2 separate regions of the Homo sapiens genome follow, and region 2 is linked to region 1. A link is an interaction called in ENCODE POLR2A ChIA-PET data of the cell type or tissue named here. Cell type or tissue: OCI-LY7. All regions are shown on one strand. Links, peaks and the distances in the headings refer to the core of each region. The heading gives the core; the rest is flanking DNA.

Region 1 (8,587 bases), core at 1,850-6,849:
CACGTAGCCACCTGGAGGCCGTGCACTCGCCGATGTGATGCGGAATCGAGGTGTCACCATGGCTGGGCTGTGAGGAGGACACTTGAGTCCATGGGTGAGTAACGCAGTGGTCCCTCCCCAGCGTGCAGGGCCTCCTTGGGTCTGTCGGAGGCATGGCGCCTTCTGCCTGGACATGGGCTCGTCCTGCCTTCAGATTTGGACCAGGACTAGAGCTTGCAGCACTGGCTCTCCCAGGCTTCTGGTTCCCCTGGCTGGCTGGCTCCCCCGGGTGTCCGGCTCTCTCGGGTGTCCGGCTCTCCCGGGTGTCCGGCTCTCCCGGGTGTCCGGCTCTCCCGGGTGTCCGGCTCTCTCGGGTGTCCAGCTTGCCAGCTGCAGATGGTGAGCTCTCAGCTTCCTAACTGTGGGAGCCAATTTTTAAAAATAAACCTCTCTCTGTGCACGACCCCCTGGCTCTGTTCCTCTGGAGAACTCTGACTAACACAGCCAACATCTGGAGAGAAAGCAGGGCCTCCTCACCCTGAACCAGGTTGGTGTATACTTTTCTTTTGAAGGTTTAAACTTACTTTCCCTTATAAGGGTCCATTTTACATGATTCTTCAACAAATTCAACAGAAAACAAATCAGCTTCTGAGCAGCCCCTGTTCTGTGCCCCGGGCAGAGGAAACAGATGTTACAGGGTGAGTGGAGGTGGAGAGGAGCCCCCCACCCAGGGGGAAGCCCCTCACGACTTGTGGCTGTGGGAAGCGGGGAAGGAGGTGGGGAACTTCCTCAGAACAATGGTTCACGGGGCCGGGGAAACCTCTCGGGGTGAAGCAGGACCTCCTCCAACTCAGTTGTTGCCTCTGATAGCCGAGCTCTGTTTGATGTTTCAGAATTACTGAGATGCTAGAAGTGGATTCAGACAAGTCTGTGTTTTCTCTGCTCTGGTTCCTGTGAGGTGTCCCTTCCCCTGGGGTCTCAGTGACTGTCTCCACTGCGTCTCCAGTTAACGGAGGGATGGAGACCCCTATTCCAAACATGCAGTCCCCATGGCCACTTCCGAATTGCCGGGTCAGAGCTCACAGACAGCTATCGGTTCCCAGGAGGGAGCGCTGACTCCAGAGCCGGGGCTGCCACAGGCCTCCCACGAGGGCTGGGACCACTCCCAGCTTCCCCACACCTGCCCTGCAGAACACTTGCCCTGCAGAGGCTGCCTCAGACATCTTCTCCTTTTCCTCCGAAGAACTCACTCTCTCTCTAAACGGGCACTGGGAGCCACCGTGAGAGGGGCTGAAGTCGGCTTTGGGCAGGCGTCCCCTTGGCACCGCGGGGATGGGTACCAGCAGGGCCTGGGAGGACTGGGCTGGGGAAATGCTGGACAAAATTGAAAGGAAAGGACCGGATGGCCGATGGGCTGCGGGCAGGGAGCTGGAGTCTCATGGTGGCTGCGGTTTCTTGTTCCAGGGTGGAAGGCAGCGGTGCCTCCTGAGAGCTGGCCTGAGCTTGGCGTGAGAGGGCTGGCTCAGGCCTGGGACCAAGGCTACCTGGAGAGTGCGTCCTGCGCTGGGGCTTACAGAGGCTCTTACACACTCTGCTGAGCCACCAGATGTCCAGCCAGTCAGTGAGGAGGAACAGCTGGACCGACCGCGGCCATCAAGCCTTTACTCACTACGGTGGTGGCCACAGACCAGAGGCAGAGGGAGGCACTGGCTTCCGTGTCCCATTCACCCCACGGAGGGGACGGGTGAGGGTTGGCCGGGTGCAGTGCAGATGTGGGGATCGCCTCAAGAGGAGGAGCCCCCAGCAAGAGGCTCCTGGCAGAGCTGGGCACAGTGGCGGCTCACGTCTGCAATCCCAGCACTTGGAGAAGTCAGGCAGGAGGATCGCTGGAGGCCACGAGTTTGAGGTCAGCCTGGGCAACACAGCAAGACACTGCCTCTAAAAACAGTCTGGGGCCAGGGACAGGAAGGGCATGAGGGGAGGAAGGTGGCTCAGCTGCCACCCCCACCCCGCTAAGGAGGCCTCTGGATGTCGGTGCCTGGCCTAGGACTCTAGACGTGAGTGGGAGCTGGCCTTCTGGTGCTGGGGTGGCCGCTGGGCCCGGGACTGCAGCTCCCTGCAGACGCCGTGATGCGCTGGCTGCAGAAGACTGGTGCGGGGAGGGTAGCTTCCCCGAGGCCTGCCGGGCAAAGCCTCATCAGGCCTGTGGTTGGGGCCAGATTCTAATCAGGAACCAACTCATTAAATCTTCACAAAAGCCCAGTGCTGAGTTTCCACGCTGCAGACTGGGGTGGACTTGAGGGTTAATGCAGGTGGCCTAGCACCAGCGTCCAAGACGCTGACTTCCCCTGGTCCAGCCTGTCCAGCCGCTGTGGGCATCGGGTTGGTGGGACGCAGGTGGTGGGTGTGAGGGTCCGTCACTCTGAGTCATGCTGCCCCTTCTTGCTGAGTTGAACTCTACGCTGTGTGTTTCTTGCATCCCTCCCTCCCCTAGGAGCTGGGTTATCGTAGATCCTGGAATCTCTTACTTAGATCTTTGCCTGAAGTCTTCTTTTTTTCATGAGGGCAGCTGCACTGCACCCACACCATCATCAGAGGACCCCCTCGTCTCCTGGCCCCAGGGGCCACCACTTCGTCTATGGCTGGCCAGGGAAGGTGCCTCATCTTCCTGCCCACAGCAGGGCCAACTGGGGAGTCTGCATGAAGCTGGCTGCGGGGAACAGCGTCTTCCTCATGGCTGTGGGTAGGAGGGTTCAGGGGCCTGACCTGACTCAAAGAGAAGCAGGTTCATGGGGGCTGGGGGGCATGGTAGTGATAGTGGTGGGCAGAGGGGGAGACAGAGCGAGAGGAGAGACAGAAAGAGAGAGAGATCTGATAACGTCACATAAGCTCCTGGATCCAGCCATTCCTGAAGCCTCCGAGCCACCTAGCATTGGGTCCATCCACCCTGGGCTTCCCCTTCAGCTTAACCTTGGTTTCAGACACTAGCAACTTAGGCCCATTCCTAATTCTCCATTTTCAGCTTCCTCATGACATTTATACCACAGACAAAAGCAAATAAACAGATGGAACGCCAAACCCAGCCAATAAACCTTTTGTTTAAGCTCATTCTGAACCAGGAACCCATGCTCCTCATACCCTGCTGTGTCCTTGGTTTTCTCCAGGATGGTGCTCTGGGGATAAAACCAGACGACCCACCTGACACGCGGAGTTGCAGGGGGTCAGGTGACACGGCGGCTGAGCTCCGAGCCCAGATGACACCCTCACAGCCGAGCTCTGCCGTGCCCGTCCTTCGTGCACCCAGCCCATCCCTTCGGCTGCGTGTGACCCCAGGACCCGGGTTCCGGTTTTCAGGTGTTATTTCTGGTCAGTGGTTTGGATCCCTCCCAGGAGGGCCTGGGTGGCCAAGGCAGCGGGAGGTGCCCTGCGGTGGCACAGCGGCACTGTCTCCACTCGCTGTTCAGGTCTGGGACACACAGTGCTGTTGCTCAGCTGGAGACGGGGCATCCCAGTGACGGTCACCTTGCAAGGACAGGAGAGACCCCTGCCCAATGTTCGATTCAGATGTCAAGACTGAAGATGCCACACACACACCAGGAGGGTGAGAACGTCCCATCCCTTACACCACTGAGGTTTCCAGGGGAGCAGGAGCCCCCCGCCGCGCCCCATCCGAGCTGGTCCAAAGGCCAGGGTTTATCGTGATTGGGGTGGGGCCGGGGCGGGGGTTCCCCGGGATGCCAGGGGCTTCTGTGCTTCGAATCTTCTACAGGCACTAAAGTGAGGCCTGGCCGGTGTGGGGCCCAGGGAGGAGGGAGAGGGGAGGCATCAAAGCCATCAGCAGCCAGTCCTCAGACAGTGGAGTGAAATCCTCCCGACCCTCCCTCAGCCAGGCGGTTTCCAGTCCCACAAAATCCCCCGATAAATCAGGACCTTTGACTGGGACAGACCAGGGAGGCGCGGGGACCACCCGGCCGGGCTCCCGGGCGATTCTCAGGGGCTGGCCGGCCCGCGTGTCTCTGCACACCGGCTCATTCTGCAGACAGCGCCGAGTGCCGCTGTGCAGGGAGACGCTCGGCTGCGCGCGGTCCGGGCACAGTTCTCGGGGAGTCCAGAGGAGGGAGCACGAGCTCCAGGGATGAGCATCGGGGCCGGACTCAGCCGTCCGTGGCTATGGCTGGAGCGGCTGGTGTGAGGCTGTGGGACCGGCCAGGGGTGGGGTGGCCGGGGCTGTATGGAGCAGGGCCACCCATGCCCGGGTCCCGCGTGCGACTTGGGAGGCCACCCTCCCTCCCCGCTGCGAGGTGGGGAACACCGGGCGGGCTCCTGGCTCCCGTGGAGAGGGAGAGACCGCGGTTTCGCCCTGGAACGGGGCCGGCGGTCGGCAGGTGCAGGGCACGGACTCCCGTCATTTCTGACGGTCTCAACTCCCGCTTCTCCTTCTCCAAAATGCCCTGCATGTTTTTCTGTTCTGGAGTTCCTCTGGAAAATGCTGGTTCTGTTTATGTCCAAGTCTCCTTTTTCCTGGTCACCGGGGTCCCGAGGTTGCGGCGCCTGACGACATGCGTGTTGCAGAAGCTGCTCTGTGGGGACAGTGACCAACGGCGTTGCCACAGTGACCCGGCCATGATGCTTCAGGACAGGACGCACGGGGCAAACGCCTGGGCACCGGGGACGGGGCAGCGCCCTCAGGCAGGGTGTCCACGGGGTGCCCCAGGGCTGCCGGAACAAAGACCCCAGTACTGCGGGGCTTAAAACAACAGAAACGTGTTGTCCTCCATTCTGGAGGCCGGGAGTCTGACTTCAGGGTGTGGGCAGGGCCGCCTTCCCTGCGGTTTCCGGGAGAAGCTCCTTCCTGCCTCCTCTTCCGGCTTCCTGCCTCTTCCGGCTTCCTGCCTCTTCCGGCTTCCCGCCCCGGTGTCCCCAGGTGTCCTCAGCAGCCGCTGCATCGCTCCGGTCTCTGCATCTGTCTGCACAAGGCCATCTTCCCGGGCACCTGTTTCCTTTCTGTGTCCCCTCCGCTTCCTATATGGACACGAGTCATAGGACTGAGGGCCTACCCTGCTCCTGTGTGACCTCATCTAAACTTAATCACTCATATCTGCCAAGAATCTATGTCCAGCTACAGTCACAGTCTGAGGTTCTGGATGAACATTTTGGAAACTATTCAACCCACTGCATTACCCAGCTGTGGCTATATATATATATATACATATACATATTTATTTTTTAGTGACAGGGTCTCGCGGTGTTGCCCAGGCTGGAGGGCAGTGGCTCTTCACAGACACAGTCACCGTGTGCTACAGCTTCCAACTCCTGGGCTCGAACCATCCTCCTTTGTCAGCCCCATGAGTACTGGGGAGCACAGGTGTGGGGCACTGTGTCCGGCTGTGGTGACAGATGGAGCCCCCGACACAGGTTTGTAACTCAAGGCACTGACATCCAACCTGAAGGGCAAGAGCAGGGCAGCGAAAGTGCTGCAGACGGAGGCCGCTTCAAGCCTGGACACCTGCGGGAGAGAAACCCCCAGGAGCCAGGATCACCGAACACCCAAAGACGTCCCGCTCTGAAAAGAGGCTGCCGCCTCAATAAACAGGAGGAGTCACAGCTGAGAAACCAGAGGTAATCAAAGTAGTCAGAACTTCACAGTGAGTCCATTCAAAATTCAATCTTCAGAGAGATGAAGACAGATATCATTCATAAAACAAGAACAGAGTATTAGGAACAAGAACAACTGGCTAGACAAAGAACATAGTAGAAATTGTTTATTATGTATTTATTTTTGAGACAGGGTCTCACTCTGTTGCCCAGGCTGGAATGCAGTGGTGTGACCACGGCTCACTGCAGCCTCCACCTCCTGGAGTTAAGTGATTCTCCTGCCTCAGCTTCCTGAACAGCTGGAACCACAGGTGCATGCCACCACACCTGGTTAGTTTTTTCTTTTCTTTTTTTTTTTTTTGAGATGGAGTTTCACCTTGTTGTTCAGGCTGGAATGCAATGGCACGATCTCGGCTCACCACAACCTCCACATCCCAGGTTCAAGCAATTCTCCTTCTTCAGCCTACTGAGTAGCTGGGACTACAGGCATGCACCACCACGTGCGGCTAATTTTGTATTTTTAGTAGAGACTGGGTTTTCCGTGTTGGTCAGGCTGGTCTCGAACTCCCGACCTCAGGTGATCTGCCTGCCTTGGCCTTCCAAAGTGCTGGGATTACAGGTGTGAGCCACCACACCTGCCCCTTACTTTTTTTTGTACAGATGGGGTCACACTGTGTTGCCCAGGTTGGCCTCAAACTCCTGGGCTCAATGATTCTCCTGCCTCAGCCTCCCAAAGCATTGGGATTACAGGTATGAGTCACTGCGCATGGCCAAAATATTAAAAACAAAACATAATTTAAGTTAGAAGCTCACATGTGGCTAGAGGACCAGTGTCAGTGAAAGAGCATTTGTTCAATGTTGGAAAAATTAATAATGAAAAGACAAATAATTTAGTTGCAGTTCAAGATCCTTTAAGACAGCACTGGGTCTGGTTGCTGACACTTGTTTAGATTTGCACATCTGCTCATGAGGGCTGGCCCCATAGCCACCTTTCCTTTGGTCAGGTTTTGGCACCAAGATTACGCTGGCATCATTGTGCCAGCAGTGTGTGTTGGGCTTATTTCTTTCTTGAATGTTTGAAAAATTTCACCAGGGAACTCACCTGGCCTGGAGACTTTCTGTGAGAAAGTTTTAGGTTGAAGGTTCATTTTCTTTCTTCTTTCTTTCTTTCTCTCTTTCTTTCTTTCTTTCTTTCTTTCTTTCTTTCTTTCTTTCTTTCTTTCTTTCTTTTTTCTTTCTTTCCTTTCTTTCTTTCTTCCTTTCTTCCTTTCTTTCTTCCTTTCCCTTCCTTCCTTCCTTCCTTCCTTCCTTCCTTTCTTCTTTCTCTCTCTCTTTCTTTCCTTCTTTCCTTCTCTCTCTCTCTCTCTCAATGCAGTTTCACTCTTGTCGCCCAGGCTGGAGTGTGCCATGGTCTCGGCTCACTGCAACCACCACCTCCTGGGTTCAAGCGATTCTCCTGCCTCAACCTCCTGAGTAGCTGGGATTAAAAGCACCCGCCACCACGCCAGGCTAATTTTTGTATTTTTAGTAGAGACGGGGTTTCACCATGTTGGCCAGGCTAGTCTTGAACTCCTGACCTCAAGTGACCTGCCTGTCTTGGCCTCCCAAAGTGCTGGGATTACAGGTGTGCTCCACCAAACCTAGCCTGAAGGTTCATTTTCTTTAACAGACAAAAGATCATTGAGATGTTCTGTTTCTCTTGTATCACTTTTGTACATTTTCTCTATATTTGTTTTGCCATCTAAATTTTCAAATTTATTGGTTAATCAGTTAGCTTTTGTTGTGTAACAAACCAGCTGAAAATAAAAACTTAAAAAGGAAAGCAATAAGCACTCACGTAGCTCAGGACTCCGAGGGCCGGCACTTTGGGTGGGTGAGCCAGGCAGCTCTGTGGCCCCCGTGGCAGCGAGGCATCTCTGCTTCTGGGAGTCTCCAGTTAATTTTGGCAGAGCTGGGGGATTGAGCCCTTAGTTCTCCACCCGGGAGTCCAGTTGGGGCTTCTTTGCACAGCGGCCCTGGGGTCCCAGGATGTGCAAGCAGAGGCTCTGGGTCCCCTGGAGTTCAGGCTGGGAGCCCCCCGGGGGCACGTCTGACCTGGTGCCCCAGCAAGTGACCCACCCAGATTCACAGAGAGGAAATAGATAGACTCTGCATCTTGGTGGCAGGTCTCCCTCACATGGCCTCAGGTTGCCCACAAGCCCCGCTTGCTTCCTTTGGGGCCGTTGGCTCTCCTTCCGATGTGGGTACTCAGTGCATTGTCTTCATGTGAGTGGGCGACCATCAGAGGGACTTTAAAAAACTGGACACTTGGCCGGGCGCAGTGTCTCACACCTGTAATTCCAGCACTTTGGGAGGCTGAGGCAGGCAGATCATGAGGTCAAGAGATCGAGACCATCCTGGCCAACACGGTGAAACCCTGTTTCTACTAAAAATACAAAAAAATTGGCCAAGCATGGTGGCACGCACCTGCAATCCCAGCTACTCGGCAGGCTGAGGCAGGAGAATCACTTGAACCTGGGAGGCAGAGGTTGCAGTGAGCCAAGATTGAGCCACTGCACTCCAGCCTGGTGACAGAGTGAGACTGCATCTCAAAAAAAAAAAAAAAGACACTTGAGCATACCTCTGCCACAAAGACTGGGCTCGTTATGACTTTTACAAATTCTGGTAAAAATACATAAAATTTCCCATTCTGACCATGTTTAGGCCTCCATACCGTGAGTTGGCGCCAGGCGCAGGCCCGTCATTGTGTCATCATCACCACCCTCCACGCAAAGAACTTCTCATCGCACAAAAGCGAAATTCTGCCGGGAAGGACCTTGTATGTCACTGCCACGCTTGATGAGAGAGAACTTCTTATTTCTGTTTTAATCCTCGCCTCCTGTTCACACGGCAGCCTGTGCTTTGGAATTGCTCCAACCACAGCGTCTGCATGGCAGCCTCCCTACCTGCTCAGCTGGGAAGTGCAGGCCCCCCAGGGGTCCAGCCCAGGAGGTGGGGGCTGCTGGGCTCCACC
Region 2 (8,587 bases), core at 2,368-7,367, 58 kb after region 1:
TGTTTATGCACAGAAGGGGTCTGCTTCCCGCCGGGACCCCCCTCACCAGCATCTGCTGATTTCCCCTCCCGCTAATGGAAAGTAACTGATGTGATGAGAAGGGACAGGTCGGAGCCGCCCCCTCCGCCCTGGCTCCAGCGGGGCTGAGGACGCTTAACGACGTTCTGTTCCGAACACCTGCGATCCCATCATTACCTCCCAAACAGAACATTTTGGAGAGATACTGCATTTCCATAGGTTTCAAGAAGTACTTTCGAACCACTGTTCCCAAGCCAAGGTGGAAAGCTACGTTTCAGCATCTGAGTAGTTTTTGAATGACCCGCAGTGACTGAAGGAAGGAGAGGGATTTCGAACACACTCGGGAAAGACAAACTCCCCCCGTCCGCTTTAGAACTGGAGAGAGAGCAACGCTCGCGGTTTGGAAGGAGCTTGGGGGGGCATCTGATCTGGTGAAACATCTGCCCCCACCCCTTATTACAGCCTCGACTCTTTAACTTTTATGGTAGACCCTGGGCTGGGTGCTGAGGATTTAAGGATAAATGGGATTTTCTTGCTGCTAAAGGGCTAAGTTAGTGGGGGTGCATCCACACCACGGATATTTGTTTCACGACGTGATACATGTGACGGGCTGTGTGTGTGACTATACAGTGAGAACAAGACAGGGATTCGAGAAGAAGCGTCACAATCCGCAGGCCTCTCTCTCTCCGCTGACCTGTGGCGCGGGGCGGAGAATCCTGTGGTTCCTGTCCTGCTTCTCAGCCCCGCCCTCCTTTTGGGGGAATCCGAAACGCTGCCTGGACGCTGGTCGAAGGGTGCCACCTGCCTTCCTTTTCATCTGGGGTCCCGGCCACACCCCCACGTCCCTGCTGCTACCCTGTTTTGTTCCCCTCCGTGTGACAGGAGCGCAGGATTTGCGTGGGGAGGGCAGGAGGTGACGTGAGGGGCTGGGGGTGCAGAGGACGCAGGGACGGCAGGGGCCGGGGGTGACGAGGGGCGTGGGTGGGGCTGGAGGGGGTCAGGGCTTGGCCGGCACCAAGACTCAGCCCTGTGGGAGCAGATGGTGGTCTCCAGCCTCCCTCCCCATCCCCAGCCGGGGTCTGGGTTCCAAGTGTTCAATCCCCTCCCCTCAACCAGCCAGTGCTCCAGCTGGAGCTAGCAGAGGCTCCTGCAGGAAACGCTGACCCCCGGGTTGAGAGCCGAGGGCTGGCTGGGGCAGGCTGCCCGCTGGGAGGGAAGCGCTCTCCCGGGCCGGGTGACAGGTGGCAGCCCACGCAGCCGTCACTCACTCTCAGCGCCTCCTCGGCCTGGGCGTCCGCTCTGGCCACGCCCGAGGAGCCCTGCATCCCGCCACCGCGCTGTGGGGGCCCCTCTCTGGCTGGCCGAGGCCGGAGCCGGCTCCCTCTGCTTGCGGGGAGGTGTGGAGGGAGGGGCGCGGGCGCGAACCGGGGCTGCGCGGCGCTCGAGGGCCGGCGCGAGTTCCGGGTGGGCGTGGGCTCCGTGGGCCTCGCGCTGGGAGCGGCCGGCTGGCGCCGCGGGCCGGGCAGTGAGGGCCTTAGCACCCGGGCCGGCAGCTGTGGAGGGTGCGCCGGGTCCCCCAGCAGTGCCGGCCCCCCGGCGCTGCGCTCGAATTCCCGCCGGGCCTCAGCTGCCTCCCCGCGGGGCAGGGCTCGGTACCTGCAGCCCGCCATGTCCGAGCCTCCCTGCGCCACCCTGGGCTCCTGCGCGGCCCGAGCCTCCCCGACGAGCGCCGCCCCCTGCTCCGCGGCGCCCAGTCCCATCCACCGCCCAAGGGCTGAGGAGTGCGGGCGCACGGGACTGGCAGGCAGCTCCACCTGCAGCCTCGGTGCAGGATCCACTGGCTGAAGCCAGCTAGGCTCCTGAGTCTAGTGGGGACTTGGAGAACGTTTATGTCTAGCTAAGGGATTGTAAATACACCAATCAGCACTCTGTGTGTAGCTCAAGGTTTGTAAATGCACCAATCAGCACCCTGTCCCTAGCTCAAGGTTTGTAAATCAGCACTCTGTATCTAGCTAATCTATTGGGGACTTGGAGAACCTTTATGTCTAGCTAAGGGATTGTAAATACACCAATCTGCACCCTGTGTCTAGCTCAAGGTTTGTAAATACACCAATCAGCACCCTGTCCCTAGCTCAAGGTTTGTAAATCAGCACTCTGTATCTAGCTAATCTGTTGGGGACTTGGAGAACCTTTATGTCTAGCTAAGGGATTGTAAATACACCAATCAGCACTCTGTGTCTAGCTCAAGGTTTGTAAATGCACCAATCAGCACCCTGTGTCTAGCTCAAGGTTTGTAAATGCACCAATCAGCACTCCATGTCTAGCTCAAGGTTTGTAAATGCACCAATCAGCACCCTGTGTCTAGCTCAAGGTTTGTGAATGCCCCAATCAGTGTTCTGTGTATAGCTAATCTAGTGGGGACTTGGAGAACTTTTCTGTCCAGCTCAGGGGTTGTAAACGTACCAATCAGCACCCTGTCAAAACAGACCAATCAGCTCTCTGTAAAATGGACCAATCAGCAGGATGTGGGTGGGGACAGATAAGGGAATAAAAGCAGGCTGCCCAGGGCCAGCAGTGGTAACTTGCTGGGTTCCTTTCCCAGCAGTGTGGAAGCTTTGTTCTTTTGCTCTTTGCGCTAAATCTTGCTGCTGCTCACTCTGGTCTTTGGGTCAGTACTGCCTTTATGAGCTGTAATACTTACTGCTAAGGTCTGTAGCTTCACTTCTGAGCCAGCAAGACCATGAACCCACCAGAAGGAGGAAACTCGGAACACATCCAAACATCAGAAGGAACAAACTCCAGACGCACTGCCTGTAAGAACTGTAACACTCACTGCGAGGGTCTGTGGCTTCATTCTTGAAGTCAGTGAGACCATAGAACCCACCAATTCCGGACACAGGGATAGAGCAGTGACCATCTAAGGGCTCTCAGGGCCAGGCCGGGAGCCAGGAAGAGCAGCTGCGTCGGAGCTGGGCAGCTTTTGGGGTCCGTGGGTCACTGTCAACTGGACTTTGCATCCAGGAAGCGTTGGTTCCTTTTACAGAGTGTCACTGTGATAGTGGGGTGTGTTCGTGTTTTACACGTTTAAAATGGTGCTGGATGCCTGACAGAGCCCTCATGACTGTTTAACACATTTTCTTGAAATCACAAAATTGACTATAAAATGTTCCTCGGAAGTTTTCCAGACTGCGGGCATCCTGGAACACCGGCCAGTTTTCACCTGTTTCTGGACGTTGTGTCGTGGAGCCGTCTTTGTAAGGGACTCGGATCACGCGTTTTCTTTGCTGAGTCGCCTTCCACGTGGCTTTGTCTGTTCTGTGGTTGGGGCGTCTCCTCCCTCCCACACGGGGTGTGCTGTGCCACCCTTGGAGGGCCTTCTCCCATCGGGCCCCGCATCTCCCGCCTGGCCTGTGGAGTGGAGTCCCCTGCCCTTGCTGCTGCTGTGGCCTCATCTCCCAACTCAGCCTTGGCCTCCAGTGACAGGGCTGGAACCCTGGCAGCAGAGCCACCACGGCAGCGACTCAGCTGTGGCCTCCGGTGACAGGGCCGGGACCCCAGCAGGACCTCCACCATGGTGGCAAGGCCTGGACCCCAGTGTGGGATCACGCTTCTGCAGGTGCTGGGGGGCTGCATGGCCGACTTCAGGGGGCAGGAAAATGATGCTTTGTCTTTGGAGAGGGAGGATGTGGGACAAGCTGCCAGGTACTTAGCTCCCCTTCTTCCACCTGCGTGTGCTGAGCCGGGGGCCCTGGGTGGTCAGGACCCTGCCCCTGCCCGCCCCCCCGCCCCCCCCTCGCCCCAACTTGAGCGCTGAGCTGGGAGGCCCCAGGGTGGTCAGGACCTCCTCCCACCTGCATGTGCTGAGCTGGGGGCCCCAGGATGGTCAGGACCTCCCCCCACCTGCGCGTGCTGAGCTGGGGGCCCCAGGGTGGTCAGGACCTCCTCCCACCTGCGCCTGCTGAGCTGGGGGCCCCAGGATGGTCAGGACCTCCCCCCACCTGCGCGTGCTGAGCTGGGGGCCCCAGGGTGGTCAGGACCTCCCCCCACCTGCATGTGCTGAGCTGGGGGCCCCAGGATGGTCAGGACCTCCCCCCACCTGCATGTGCTGAGCTGGGGGCCCCAGGATGGTCAGGACCTCCCCCCACCTGCGCGTGCTGGGCTGGGGGCCCCAGGGTGGTCAGGACCTCCCCCCACCTGCATGTGCTGAGCTGGGGGCCCCAGGATGGTCAGGACCTCCCCCCACCTGCGCGTGCTGAGCTGGGGGCCCCAGGGTGGTCAGGACCTCCTCCCACCTGCATGTGCTGAGCTGGGGGCCCCAGGATGGTCAGGACCTCCCCCCACCTGCGCGTGCTGGGCTGGGGGCCCCAGGGTGGTCAGGATCCCCTCATGCTGCGCTTTCTCTCGGTGCCTCCACCGTCCCTGACCTGCCTTGTCCTGCAGGACCCCAGGCTGGCTGGGCCCATTCCGGGTAAGGCTGGGCTGCTCTCAGAGGGATGGTGTAGGTCCTCAAAGCCTAAGCCGAACCAGCACGGGACCCTGGGGAGCCGGGGTGGAGGGGTGTGGGGGGAGGGTGGGGGTGTTGAGGGGGAGGGTGTGCTGTGGCCGCTCAGTGTTTGGATTTGCATTTCCCTGTGACTTGGAACAGGAAGCGCGTTTTCCGCCCGCGGATATTTCCTGTCTACCAAGTTTCAGTTCAGGACTTTTGTCTCTTCTCTGTTGCTTTTGGTCTTTAAAGAGCTTCTTTTGTTTTTTTGTTTTTCTTTTACATGTTGTGGATAGTTTTTGGGTGAACATAAGCTTTCACTTTTAATGTAGTTGAATTTATCAATATTTTCCTTTTATGGGTAGGAGTTTTTCTTTGTGCCTTTTTAGAGAAATTCATTTCTACTCTGAGATCATGAAGTTATTTACTGCCTGCCTCCCTCCCTCCCTTCCTGCCTTCCTCTCTTTTTTGGAGATGAGGTCTCACTCCGTCTGGAGTGCAGTGGTGCAATATTGGCTCACTGCAATCTCTGCCTCCCACATTCAAGTGATTCTCCTGCCTCAGCCTCCCGAGTAGCTGGGATTACAGGTGCCTGCCACCAGGCCTGGCTAATTTTTGTGTTTTTAGTAGAGATGGGGTTTCACCATGTTGGTCAGACTGGTCTCGAACTCCTGACCTCAGGTGAGCCACCTGCCTCGGCCTCCCAAAGTGCTGGGATTTACAGGCATGAGCCACTGCACCTGGCCTATCTTGTCTTTTAAGAACTATAGAGTTTTGTCTTTCACAATTAGGTCTGTGATTCATGAGGAATGATTTTTGGGCATGGCAGGGGTCAGTGAGCTACAGCCTGAGGGCCAACTCCGGCTGACCACTTGTTTGTGTCAATAAAGTTTTATTGGAACATAGCCATGCACATATTGAGTGGTTGAGGCAGACGCCAACTAAGTGGCTTTCCAGGGCCCAAACGACTGTGGCCCTTTACAGAAAATATGTGCTGACCCCCGGGGTATGGTGTGAGGGAGGGTTCGGTTTTGTTACTGTTGCATGTGTATGTCCTGGGTCGCAGCATCATTCATAGAGGGAACTGCTTTTCCCCTGGCTCCATGGTTCTGCCCTTTCCTACATGGGTATCTACATGAGGCTGGCCCTGCTTCTGGCCACTTCCTTCTCTTCTGGGCTATTTGTTGAGCCTCTGGCCGACGCCACACTGTCTGTCACTGTGGCTTTATGACAAGTCCTGCGTGGTGGAGCCAGCTGTACTATCATTCTTCACTGCTTGCACTCTGGCATGAATTGTGGACTCGGCTTGTCAAGTTCCACAAAGATCAGCTCAGTAGACTCCTGGAGGGGAGCTGGCATCTTGGCTACCCTGAGTCCTCGAGCTGGTTGATAGGAACGTTCCTCCAACTGTGGTGGTCGTCTTTAAAGCTTCTCAGGAAAGTTTCATGAAGGTCTCTGGATGTCTTGGACTCTGTTAGATATACTTCTAAATCTCAACTATTTAAAAAATATTATTGCATATGGTATGTTTTAAAATCTTTCATTTTCTAGTTGTGGATTGCTGTAGAAATAATGGATTTGTTATGTTAATTTTGTCCTTGGCAGTCTTGTTTAACTCCTGTAATCCTATAGATTATTTATCTCATCATCTATGAATACATGCAGTTCTGTGTCTTCCTTTGGAACTCTTATGTATTTTTTTTTCGCCTTGTAAACAGGCCTCCAGCTCATTTCTGATGGGCGCTGATGGAAACAAGAATATTTGATTTTTCTCTTAATGTCAAAGAGGCACTTTCAGTGGCTGTGTGATGTCTTTTGTAGTTTTTTTTTTTTTGGTAGTTTTTTTACAAATGCCTTTCATTAGAGTTACCTTCTGTTCTTCATTAGCCAGAGTTTTTTATTTTGTCATGAAGGAATGATTTTTTTTCAGATTCTTTTTCTGTATTGATTGAGCTACACGTGATCTTTCTCCTCTCTGTTGATGGAGTGAATTGCTTTGATTTTGAGCATTCTATTCTCTTATGTTAAACTTTGAATTTCCAGGATAAATTCAGTGTGACCATGATGTGCTATTCTAGCATTTATTGGTGGATTCAGTTTGATGATGCTTTTTATGATTTATATATCTATGTGTATGAGTGGGATTGATAATGCTTTATGATTTATATATTTATTCAAGCTGTTTTGCCCACCTGCTGCCCACCTTCAGAGAGGGTGTAGAAAAGTGATGTGAGCCCCCCAGCGTCCCCGCTTGTGCCGTGGGTCAGGCCAGCCCCGAGTGAGCCACAGAGCAGCCTGCGGCCAGCGGGGCTGGGGGTCAGCAGGGTCTGGAGGGTCTGCAGGCCTGGGGGCGGCGCTGGGACTGAGCAGGCCTCCGAGCACGGGGGCGCTGCCCTGTGCTCCCCGGGGCCTGCCTGCCTCATGGCTGGATTTCCACCCACCTCGGCTGAGCAGAGAGTGCTGACGGGGCTCCTTGCTCTCCTCTGCTTGGTTCTGAGCTATTGAAATAATAAGGCAGGAAGCCAGAGACACGTGCCCACGTCTCTCCTCTGTCTTGTTAAGGAAAGCGGCGCTTCTGATCAGAAAAACAACACAAGGATCTCAGAGGCAGGACAGAGTGGGATCCGAGGGACCGCGTGGTGTTTCTGGCCCCCTTCCCTCTCGATGGCTGATTATTCAGAGTGTTCACACCCAGCAAAGGAGCAGGCTGCTCGTTCCCGACTGCAGCACGGCGTGCCGGGCCGCGGTGTTCTTTCTGGATCACTGGTTTCCTCAGCAGCAGCGCTAACAGCCGCCCGGCATGTCGGGCTCAATGCATCAGGTCTAATCAGATGTGGCAGCTGCTGAAACCCAAATGCCTCCATCCAACCAAAGCATCTCAATGCTGCCAGTGGTCTCTGGCTGAGCCGCCTCCAATTCAAATGCACGTGACAGGGTCCCTGGCTGCAACCCAGGTTGGAGAATCCGGGATTAGAAGGCTGAGGACTTCGGACAACCAAACCCAGGTCTCTGCCAGATGGCTGGGCCTGGCTTCACCTGTGTGTGGGTGGGAAGGAGCCGTTGGCCAACTGGTCTCTAGAGATGGAGACCCTGACCTGGGTCAAGAGTGACGGGAGATGCCAGGAGGACCTGGCCAGGGCGCCGTCTTGGTTTTTCACCCATTCTGTCTTCCTTCCCTGACCCATGACTCGGGTTTCCAATATTTAAAATACTCTCATCCTGGACCCTGCAATCTAAAGATGATTTTCTTGCAGAGGCTGAGTGAGCTGGCTCTGACCCACCAGATGTACCGGGCCCTGAGCTGGACCCTGGTGTCCAGAAGTGGACACAGCCCCTGTGGGGCTCCAGCCTGTGGGGTTGGGGGGTGATGAGGGACTCCTTCAAGAACGGATGCAGTGCCTGGCAGGGCTGCAGGCTGCTGCCCACAGAGGGGCCTTTGCAGGTAGGCTGGGGGCTCCATACCTGGGCCTGGGCACCCTCTGGAGCTGGGGACAGAACTCGGTCACAGGCAGACACAGCTTCTGCCTCCATGGTTTTGGGGGTGCCAGAATGGTATTCCCTCCTCGATCCTGCTCTGGGGTCTGGGGGCTGCAGGGGCAGGGCTGCTGCTTAAGCAGGGAAGAGACAAAGTCCGGTCCGAGTACTGGGGGGTCCCAGACCTGCGAGTGGACAGGGAGGCTGGTGGCCTTGGGTCCTTGGTGCAGGTGAGAGGCTGTGGCAATGGGAGGGGAGCATCTGTGGGCACCAACCCGCGCTTTTATGTTAATTGTTTAACTTTGGGTATTTCAGATGGAACTCTCCTAAATGTGTCTCTTCCTTTCTCAGCTGTCCCTGATGAAGTTGCCTGGGCACACCAGAGTGTGGGAGAGTGGACGGCGCGGCCCCTCCTGCACTTGGAGCTGCTCTCAGATCTTGGGCTGTGACCCCTGTGGGTGACACGAAGTTCAGTGATTGTCCTCCTTCTGGACTGAGGGACATCCATCCACACGCGCCCCCTCCACAGCCCGATCCCATCACGTCCTGCTCGTCCAACATGGGCCTTAGATCCTGGGGTCTCTGCTGAGTGCCTCCCCTCTGAACGCCCGG

Evidence for each region. ChIA-PET counts read pairs that join two places held together with the same protein. Peaks named below come from ENCODE experiments on the same cell type or tissue, not always from the same donor. Only the 100,000 strongest peaks of a DNase experiment are listed, where the experiment ranks them.
Region 2: POLR2A ChIA-PET joins it to region 1 with 27 read pairs; 4 of 35 experiments call an interaction of 5 or more read pairs at or near these places.

Annotation. Positions count from the first base shown.
Region 1 is chr22:49,720,522-49,729,108 of GRCh38, reverse strand. It overlaps LOC124905146 (a long non-coding RNA gene), which reads left to right. Exons shown (of 2, transcript XR_007068152.1): 1 at 1-5,598; 2 at 8,278-8,587. Among named protein-coding and RNA genes, the nearest start is that of MIR3667HG, 67 kb to the right of the region's middle. RefSeq lists enhancers at 3,762-4,492, 4,493-5,223. In OCI-LY7, for the core only: CTCF peaks have their summits at 3,897 and 4,097; DNase peaks (open chromatin) are centred at 4,098 and 4,848; H3K4me3 peaks cover 826 bases.
Region 2 is chr22:49,663,417-49,672,003 of GRCh38, reverse strand. LOC124905145 (a long non-coding RNA gene) reads left to right here and starts at 2,595. Exons shown (of 2, transcript XR_007068151.1): 1 at 2,595-3,634; 2 at 8,327-8,587. RefSeq lists silencers at 1,159-1,208, 1,949-1,998, 2,557-2,757, 7,209-7,388 and an enhancer at 6,844-7,374. In OCI-LY7, for the core only: no CTCF peak of the experiment used is centred there; a DNase peak (open chromatin) is centred at 4,663; H3K4me3 peaks cover 313 bases.